2 separate regions of the Homo sapiens genome follow, and region 2 is linked to region 1. Evidence: read pairs that join two places in POLR2A ChIA-PET (ENCODE). Cell type or tissue: A673. All regions are shown on one strand. Each heading gives the region's core, and the rest is flanking DNA. Links, peaks and the distances in the headings are about the cores only.

The links. Peaks named below come from ENCODE experiments on the same cell type or tissue, not always from the same donor. Only the 100,000 strongest peaks of a DNase experiment are listed, where the experiment ranks them.
Region 2: POLR2A ChIA-PET joins it to region 1 with 9 read pairs; 4 of 35 experiments call an interaction of 5 or more read pairs at or near these places.

Annotation. Positions count from the first base shown.
Region 1 is chr1:114,350,902-114,355,300 of GRCh38, reverse strand. It overlaps the pseudogene LOC100421116. Among named protein-coding and RNA genes, the nearest start is that of TRIM33, 160 kb to the left of the region's middle. RefSeq lists enhancers at 1,800-2,300, 2,301-2,801 and a silencer at 2,140-2,434. In A673, for the core only: no CTCF peak of the experiment used is centred there; a DNase peak (open chromatin) is centred at 1,840.
Region 2 is chr1:113,932,569-113,936,967 of GRCh38, reverse strand. All of the region lies in intron 1 of HIPK1 (homeodomain interacting protein kinase 1), which reads right to left. Among named protein-coding and RNA genes, the nearest start is that of HIPK1-AS1, 5.2 kb to the right of the region's middle. In A673, for the core only: no CTCF peak of the experiment used is centred there; no DNase peak of the experiment used is centred there; H3K27ac peaks cover 1,500 bases.

The DNA of each region.
Region 1 (4,399 bases), core at 96-4,095:
TCCATATTCATAACCTTTTTGCCATGTTTCTTTTCTCTCAAATCAAACCAGACCAGATGTTTCAGTCAGCGCATAACTATTCGCATCCAAATTTGTACAAGAGGTCAGCTAACTGCTGAGTCTCAGTCCTACAGGACACCTACCCAATTTTAGTGGGGATGTACATAGTGGAGGTCAGAGGCTACCCATCATGACTGAAAGGCTGATTCCTTTTCAATTCACCAACAAACTGCATTTATTTATTTATTTTTTTATATTGAGACAAGTTCTCACTCTGTTGCCCAGGCTGGAGTGCAGTGGCGTGATCATGGCTCACTGCAGCCTCAACCTCATGGGCTCAATGCATCCTCCCACCTCAGACTCCCTAGTAGCTGGGACCACAAGCATACATCACCACTCCTGGGTAATTTTTTAGTTTTTTGTAGAGATGGGGTGTCACTATGTTGCCTAGGCTAGTATCAAACTCCTGGGCTTAAGTGATTATCCAACTTGACCTCCCAAAGTGCTGGGATTACAGATGTAAGCCACCACATCTTGGCAGCTTCCATTCTCCTGGGCATCAGGACTCTATCACTCTAGCTATCTCTAATCTCTTCAGCTGTCTACTAAACTCCTCTTCAACTGGCCCACATTAGGAGGATTTAATGAAAGTCTTAAACCATACATTTTGTGGATTCATCAATGCTGAATTGTAGTAGCTGGCAGGAGAATTTATAATTGTGATAAGCGAACTGCTATCACTGCTTCTCCTGGAATTATAAAGGGAGACTGAGCTTGGGGCAACCTGAGTGATTTCAGAGACATGCAATATCTCATAGGTGGTGAGGAGGGAAAATGCTCGGTTTGTCTATGACAGACGCTTTCCTGGGTTTGAGACAGCAATAGTAGCCAGTCCCTATCCTGAAGTCTGGGTAGTGGGAGGATGCCTACTGTTGCTTGGATATTGAATGTTTCTGTTCCACTGAAGTGGCTGCTGAAGTATAGAGTGGTACCTCCTCTTCATCCTCTTCCAAATCTGAGAGTTGAAAGACAGCATCCCCAGGTGATTGGGTAAAACCTTTAGAGACAATACCAGGTTGCGGGGTCAAGAACAGTTCTCAAGTTCGGTTAAACAAGCCATTGCCAATGGTGCAGTTTGTGATCCTTTGAGGGGCTTGACTTGGAATTTTTCTGGCACAAAACCTGGAAGGGATCGGCACTACTGAGGCCTGTGATCCCTACCTGGTCGGTGCAGAGAAAGGCAAAGCTGTCTGTGGCCAGGCCCTTCTTTCTGGCCATTCAGAATCTCCATCTTCTGTTCCCATTCTTCAGCAAGACTAAGGCAGCAGCAGGACTAACTCTAAGACAATATAGACCATGTTTTAAAGATATTTAGCTACAGTGAGAAAGAGACAGAGAAGAAGTAAGCATGAAAGGGGATAGTTTGTTTATTAATGAGATAGTGGATCAAGTTCAAAGATGGTATGAGGGACCAACAGAGGAGAAGTTCGAGACTGAAGAGAGCTGGGATAATCAATTGAGTAAGTGTCCCAGGGTGGGATCAGCAAGGAGATGTGTGGGAGATGGGATCCAGAGCACGATGGTAGGATTTGCTTCTTACTTCCCCCACCCCCTAACCACGTTCTATTTTGGATGAAGAAAGCTTCCCTTAAGCAAACCAGACTAAAGGGAAACCAAGGATGGCCTTGCATGTCTTAATATTTCTTTATGTTTCAGACTGGCTTTTGCACTTTCCTGCAAGCTGACTCACACAGTCAGAAGGCCCTACCTCCTCCATGTGAAAACGGAGAGTTAATTTGCATGCTGCTGCCTTTGCCAAGCCTTCCTGTCTTACGTCCCCTCCCAGTTCCAGTGGCCCTCCCTCCTCCCCCACAGCTGGCCCACTGCCCACCTGTACTGTGGTACTGTCTGCCTGGAGTCTGAGGTCTTGCCTGCTCTACTTCCTGACTGAGCTTCCCCTGCACGGCAGAGAGGTCCTTCTCACCTAGCATCCTACTGAGGGCCTGCCACGGAGTAGGTATTTAATGAATGCTTCCCAATTCAGATGAAAAGAAATCTCATTCCATTAAGTTATTGATTTCGAATTGAAATTTTATCATTAATTGTGGGAGGCAACCCTGACTTCTTAGGCCCAATCCTCTCCTGTAGGTCTCCTAGAGAAAGACATGATTGGGAAGCAGAAAGGGTTTGATAGCTCAGCCTTCCCCATCTCCCCTTGGCTGCTCAGCGGAGCTGCCTCTTGAGAAATGCTGAGCTGCCTGCCAGCCCGTGCAGCCTGTCAGCTCCCATCTGCCAGCCCCATCTGCTCTTCCCCAGCCACACTGCTGTTCGCTGCTGCTGCTGGGCCCTCTCCTATCATCTCTGGCTCGGCCTCTACTTGCTGCCTCTCAGCTTCTCCCCAGGGAGCTGGTTGCCCTGACTTCCTTTGCACCTATTCTCCTCCTCCTGCCAGTTTCGGCTCAATTACCCTCCCCACACCGACTCATTCCTCCTGCAAGGGGTCTGAGGCTCCACTATCGAGCAGTCAAAAGGAAAAAAACATGGAGCCTTGCCTTTCCACCACACACACCACCTCCAACTCAGGCAGGCAGTCTCCCTGCTGAGGTTGAGGAGGGCAAGGCCTGAGGGTCTTACAGCAAGACAGGTCTCCTTAGGTGGGCAGCAAGCTCCTAGGCTGGGAACGGACAGAATCTTACTGCTCAATGGAATCTCAGATATCAAGTCTAGAGGCAGATGGGGAACAGCAACCCTGGAGGAGAGGCATATTGACCGGGGTGACACTGTTGGCTCCCTACAGAGCAGAGACTGGAACACAGGTTTCCTGACTTCATCCAGCCAATATTTACTGAGCATCATCTGTGTGCCAGGCAATTGATTAGATCCACACCTACCTCAAGAAGCTCATGGTCTCGTTTGCACTCCCAGCACAGGGCTCTTCCCAGTCACAGCTGCTGATATAGGATAAGTTTTAAGGCATTGCTATAAGCAAAAATGATTGCCATCTTCCTAACTTCATGCATGGCAAGGGCTTAAATGTCCTCACATCTTTATCCAACAAATTGGTCTCACTTTTCCCAGCCCCAGGTTTACAACAGCAGGGTTCACACAACCATCCTTTTTGCTTGTGGGGTGAGATTGTCCTAGGGGTGCTGGAGAATAACCTGGGTTTTACGCAGTGGTGATCAGGAGACCCCAGAGGCTTTGTCTCTGCAGCCTGCCTGCCTCCGACATGTTAACAGCAATCAGTATGATTTTGACCAATTTTTCTGACTTCACAGTTCCCGGGAAGCCCTTTTCTACATCAGACAGTTCCCTGTGAGCAACACCAGCTTTCCCAATGCCCTAAAACTATGTCCCCCACTTCTGTGACTTGATGTGTGGGAGACCACCATTAGTGTCTTTCCACAAGGTCATGTATTGTCATATTGATTCATTGAATCCAAAGACCTCTAGAAAAGTAACAATAGCCAACATTTATGAAATGCTCATTTTGTTCTAGGCCCTGTTTTAAGCACTTTTGGTGTAACAATTGTTTTAGTCTTCCTTGATGATTATGAAGTGTGCTACCATTATTAGTCTCATTTTAGAAATGAAGAAACTGAGGTTTAGAGGAGTTAAATAATTGCTCAAGATCCCAGTTGCTGGGAAGTGGTAGACCTCAGATTTAAACGCAGCTAACCTGACTTCAAGTCTATGCACTTCACTGCTATACCTCCCTGCGTTTGGTGCATGAAGTCACTATGACCTTGGTACCAATTCATTCCTCTGGGGCATTCCTCCATGGCAACTATAGAACAAGCTTTCGGGTGGGATGTCTACAATAATTGTGTAGGTGGGGAGGTGGTGATCCATCTTGTCCATCAGTTCCCATTGCCTCTGGGCCTGGCCTGACATGAGTTGGGACAGCGTCCACCACATCAGGAATGTGGCACTTGCCAGGGCCCAGGAGCCAGTGGCTGAGGTGTGGGGTGGGTGGATGCCTGGGAGCTCGGAGATGCTGGAGCACGTAGGCTCAAGCTTGCAGTGCTGGCCTGTCTTCTACTGCTTTGCTCTGGACATGTAAGAAAACTGCGTCCCCAGCCTGGCCAGTCAACAAGCCAAGAGAGTGGCATAGGTGGGTGGCAGTGGATGGAGGGTGCTGAGCACAAAGGCCAGCACAACCTCAGTACCCTCCACTCTCACATGGTCCGACTCCTTTTAGCCCCAAGGAAGGGAGAAGAGAACATGCTGTTTGGAGGAGGCCGGGAAGAGCCCTGGAGGCACCGACTGGCCTCAGGATACTCCCATGCTCCTGGGGCCCTGGAGCAGTGCCTCCTCTACCTACCAAAGTTCTTTGGAGCAAGGCAGGGGATGGGCAGGCATCTGAAATTGAGCACCAAATGACAGGGGTGGGCAAGGG
Region 2 (4,399 bases), core at 162-4,161, 420 kb after region 1:
GTTGAACAACAAAAGGAAGCAAATTTTCTAAATTTGTTTTCCATTAACAATGTTAATATTGTTCACCTAATTTTAACAATCTATCAAAAAACATAAACACAACTTTTATGTAACTTGAAGTATTTAGTGAAAGAATCTAAATAGAAAATTTGCAGTTTGTAGCAACTGTCTAGGAATAGGGGGGTCATAAAGTAATACTGAAAAGAATTCATGAAATACCAAATTTTTAAAAATGTATTCATTTTGGGAGGCCAAGGCAGGCAGATCATGAGGTCAGGAGTTCGAGACCAACCTGACCAACATGGTAAAACGCCATCTCTACTAAAGATACAAAAATTAGCTGGGCGTGGTGACACGCACTTGTAATCCCAGCTACTCAGGAGGCTGAGGCAGGAGAATCACTTGAATCCGGGAGGCAGAGGTTGTAGTGAGCTGAGATCATGCCATTGCATTCCAGCCTGGGCGACAGAGTGAGACTCCATCTCAAAAAAAAAAAGGATTCGTAACTAGATACTCTATAAAATTTTGCATTTGGCAGAGTAACATTATTGCCAACTTTTTACCCAAAAAACATAATAAAAGATTACTTATGATTTCAGATCTTCACACTGGGCACTGAAAAAAGTACAAGTTCTAGGATATTTTTCAGAATGTTTTAATATTAAATGATTATAGTTCTTATCCATAAAGACAAATTTAGTTCACCCAAGGGGAAAGGACAACTCAGAATTCTTTCACTGGTCTTCCCCACAGCAAGGGTGTGATGTACAAAAAGTCAGTATCAGACCACCGGGGTTCTTACAGTGTGGCTGAGACTCATTCTGACCTCAATTAACACAAGGTGAGAAGAAAATACAGAATCACAATGGCCTAGAAAAACCAACAGACTCTTATTTATATTCTACTCTGAAACTCAGCTAAAACAGCAATTTCTAGACACAGGATAAAGATATTATGTTCTATTAAACTTGCCTTTGCAAGTGGGGAGGCAATTCTCTTCCTAGGTGGAGAGCTTTCAAACAACAACAACAACAAAAACAGAATTAACATCTGTGGAAAACTTACTATATATCAGAATCTGTGAGGCAAATTACAGATATTTTCAATTCAATGTGAATAGCAACTCAATAAATTAAAAAGCTATTTTTGACACACTTGCAGTCAACAAGCATATGAAAAATTGCTCAACATCACTAATCATTAGAGAAATGCAAATCAAAACTAAAATGAGATACCATCTCACACCAGTCAGAATGAATATTATTAAGAAGTCAAAAAATAACAGATGCTGGCAAGGTTGTGAAGAAAAGGGAACACTTATACTGCTGATGGGAGTATAAATTAGTTCACCCATTGTGAAAAGCAATGTGGCAATTCCTCAAAGAATTTAAAACAGAATTACCATTAGATCCAGCAATCCCATCACTGGGTAAATACCCAAAGGAATATAAATCATTCTACCACAAAGACACAAGCATATGTTCACTGCAGCACTATTCACAATAGGAAAGACATGAAATTCAACCTAAATGCCCATCAATGGTAGACTAAAGAAAATGTGATACATATACACCATGGAATACTATGCAGCCATAAAAAAGAACAAGACCATGTCCTTTGCAGCAACAGGCAACATGGATGAAGCTGGAGGGCCACTATCCTAAACAAACACAGAACAGAAAACCAAGTACTGCATGTTCTCACTTAAAAGTGGGAGCTAAAGAACGAGAACACATGGACACAAAGAGGCCAACCACAGACACTGGGGCCTACTTCAGGGTGGAGGGTGGGAGAAGGGAGAGGATCAGAAAAAATAAATGTCAGGCACTATGCTTATTACCTGGACGACAAAATATCTGTACACCAAACCCCTGTGACATATAGATTACCTATATAACAAACCAGCACATGTACCCCTGAACCTAAAATAAAGGTTTAAAAAAAAAAAACAGCTGATTCTTTTTTTTTTTTTTTTTTTGAGACAGGTTCTCACCACTGTCAGTGAGGCTGAAATGCAGTGGTGTGATCACAGCTCACTGTATCCTCGAAATCCTGGGCTCAAGCAATCCTCTGCTTCAGCCATCCAAGTAGCTAGGACTACAGGCACACACCAGGACGCTTGGCTAATTTCTACAGGCACATGCCACAGTTGGCTAATTTTTTTTTTTTTTTTTTTTTTTTTTCAGAGATGAGGTCTTACTATGTCACCCAGGCTGGTGTCAAACTCCTGCTCTAAAGCAATCCTCCTCCTGCCTTGGCCTCCCACGATATTGAGATTACAGGCATGAGCCACCGTACCTGGCATAAAAAGTTATTTTTGACTTCCTGAAAATGCTGCGCCTCTTGACTCCAGCAATAAATGAAGTCTTTACATTTCAAATCTGACTTTCCAAGGACTTAACCATCTCAATATAATGACAAATTTGCCCAGTTCATTAATACCAAAGTAGCAATGATGGGCAAAAGATCATTGGTACTTGTACTTATTGCTAAAAGATAATAGCTAGAATCCAAGGCTTTCAAAAACAGATTAACAACTTTCCCACTCCCTGGCATGGTCACATCCATTTAACATTATTTACTGGGTGCTCCACACTATAAGCACTATAGGCAAATAATCTTATTAAAAGGATCCAAATATTATAACCCTGAATGGAACAGTTGGATAAGACAACCCAGGTAATCATTTTCCATTGATTTGTCCTTACCCCTCAGTAACCTTTTTCCTGACACACCAGTAATAAATTCCTGTTGCTTTTGCTCAATGTTATCTTTGCCTCTTTCATACAATTTAACAGCTGGTTAGCCAAATGACCTAAAAACTGTACTATATATTGATTTCTTGCTCCAGCACTTATCCTCAGATGACATGAACACAGGTATACATATTGTCTATCACATACTCTGATACATATTTTTTACAGATGATAAGAGTACATCTTCTGTAAAAACAAAGTGAGACAAGTTTGGGAAGAAAATTCTTCCCAACAGAACACCTAAATCTCTCTCTACTCTCCTAAGTTTTCTCCACCCCTACTGCACAATCCCATACTTAAACAGCTTAACTGGTTTCCTCCAAATTGTACTCTCAACTTCCCCCCTTTATTTGAGACTCTGTCACCCAGACCGGAGTGCAGTACACGATCATGGTTCGTTCACTGCAGCCTGGACCTCCAGGGCTCAATCCACCCTCCTACCTCAGCCTCCCGAGTAACTGGGACTACCAGTACATGCCACCACGCCCAGCTAATTTTTTTGTATTTTTTGTAGAGACAGGGTTTCACCATGTTGCTCAGGCTGGTCTCAGACTCCTAAAGTGATCCACCTACCTCAGCCTCCAAAAGTGCTGGGATTACAGGTGTGAGCCACGATGCTGGCCTCAAGCCCCTTTTCTAAGCTCCCCTCTCCCAATTCATTATTCACCTCTCAACTGAAGCTTTTAAAAATGCACATCTGAAAAAAAAAAAGTGTACCTATCCCCCACTTAAAACCTTAGGACAAACACCAAAATTCCTAATTTGGATTACCAGGCCTTGCAAGATCTGGACCACGATTACTTGCACAGCCTTGTTTCATCTGCGCTTTTCCCCAGGCACTTTCTCTTCCAATACTACCAAGTCTCTCTGGGTTCCCACAATAGACCTTGCCTTCTCTGGCCCTAGTTCCTTCAACATGTTTCCTCTCTGAACTTCATTTTCCCCCTTAGGCTTTTCTTTTCCTAACTTTTACTTACCCTTCTAGTCTCTGCTTAAAGCTCACTTCTTCAGTGTGGCAGAGGCTGTTGCTTTGTATCAAAATCAATAGTTCACTTAGATTTATTTGGAATGACTACGGCAACAGAACAAAAGAAAAGTAAGTGCTTTGTGTTTAGTAAAAAGGTACTACATTTTAGTACCTGCACATAACAGTCTATAGGTCTATAAAGCTTAGAATTAAGAAAACTATACCTTGAGGAGTTTCCAGGATAAGAAAAAGTTAAAATTAACAAAGCAGAGATCAATATGAAACATAAACAATATGCCAGCAAAGGCTGAAGGAAAACGGGACTTAAGTAAGGCAACAGCAGTTTGGAGAATGGAAGATGGAGGAGGCTCTTTCAGAAGAATGAGATGACTTTTGCTATGCTAGTATGCCAAAGGATGTGGAAAAATAAAAAACCGTGTAGAGTAAGGAGATATATTTAACTGGAGCAGAAGACACTAGCAAAAAAGTACTGGAACTCTTACAGATAAAAGGGACCTTAAAGATTCTAAAACCCCCTAATTCCGAGATGAGAAAAAGGCGATCCAGGCCAGGCATGGTGGCTCACGCCTGTAATCTCAGCACTTTGGGAGGCCGAGGCAGGTGGATCACTTGAGGTCAGGAGTCTGAGACCAGCCTGGCCAACATGGCAAAACCC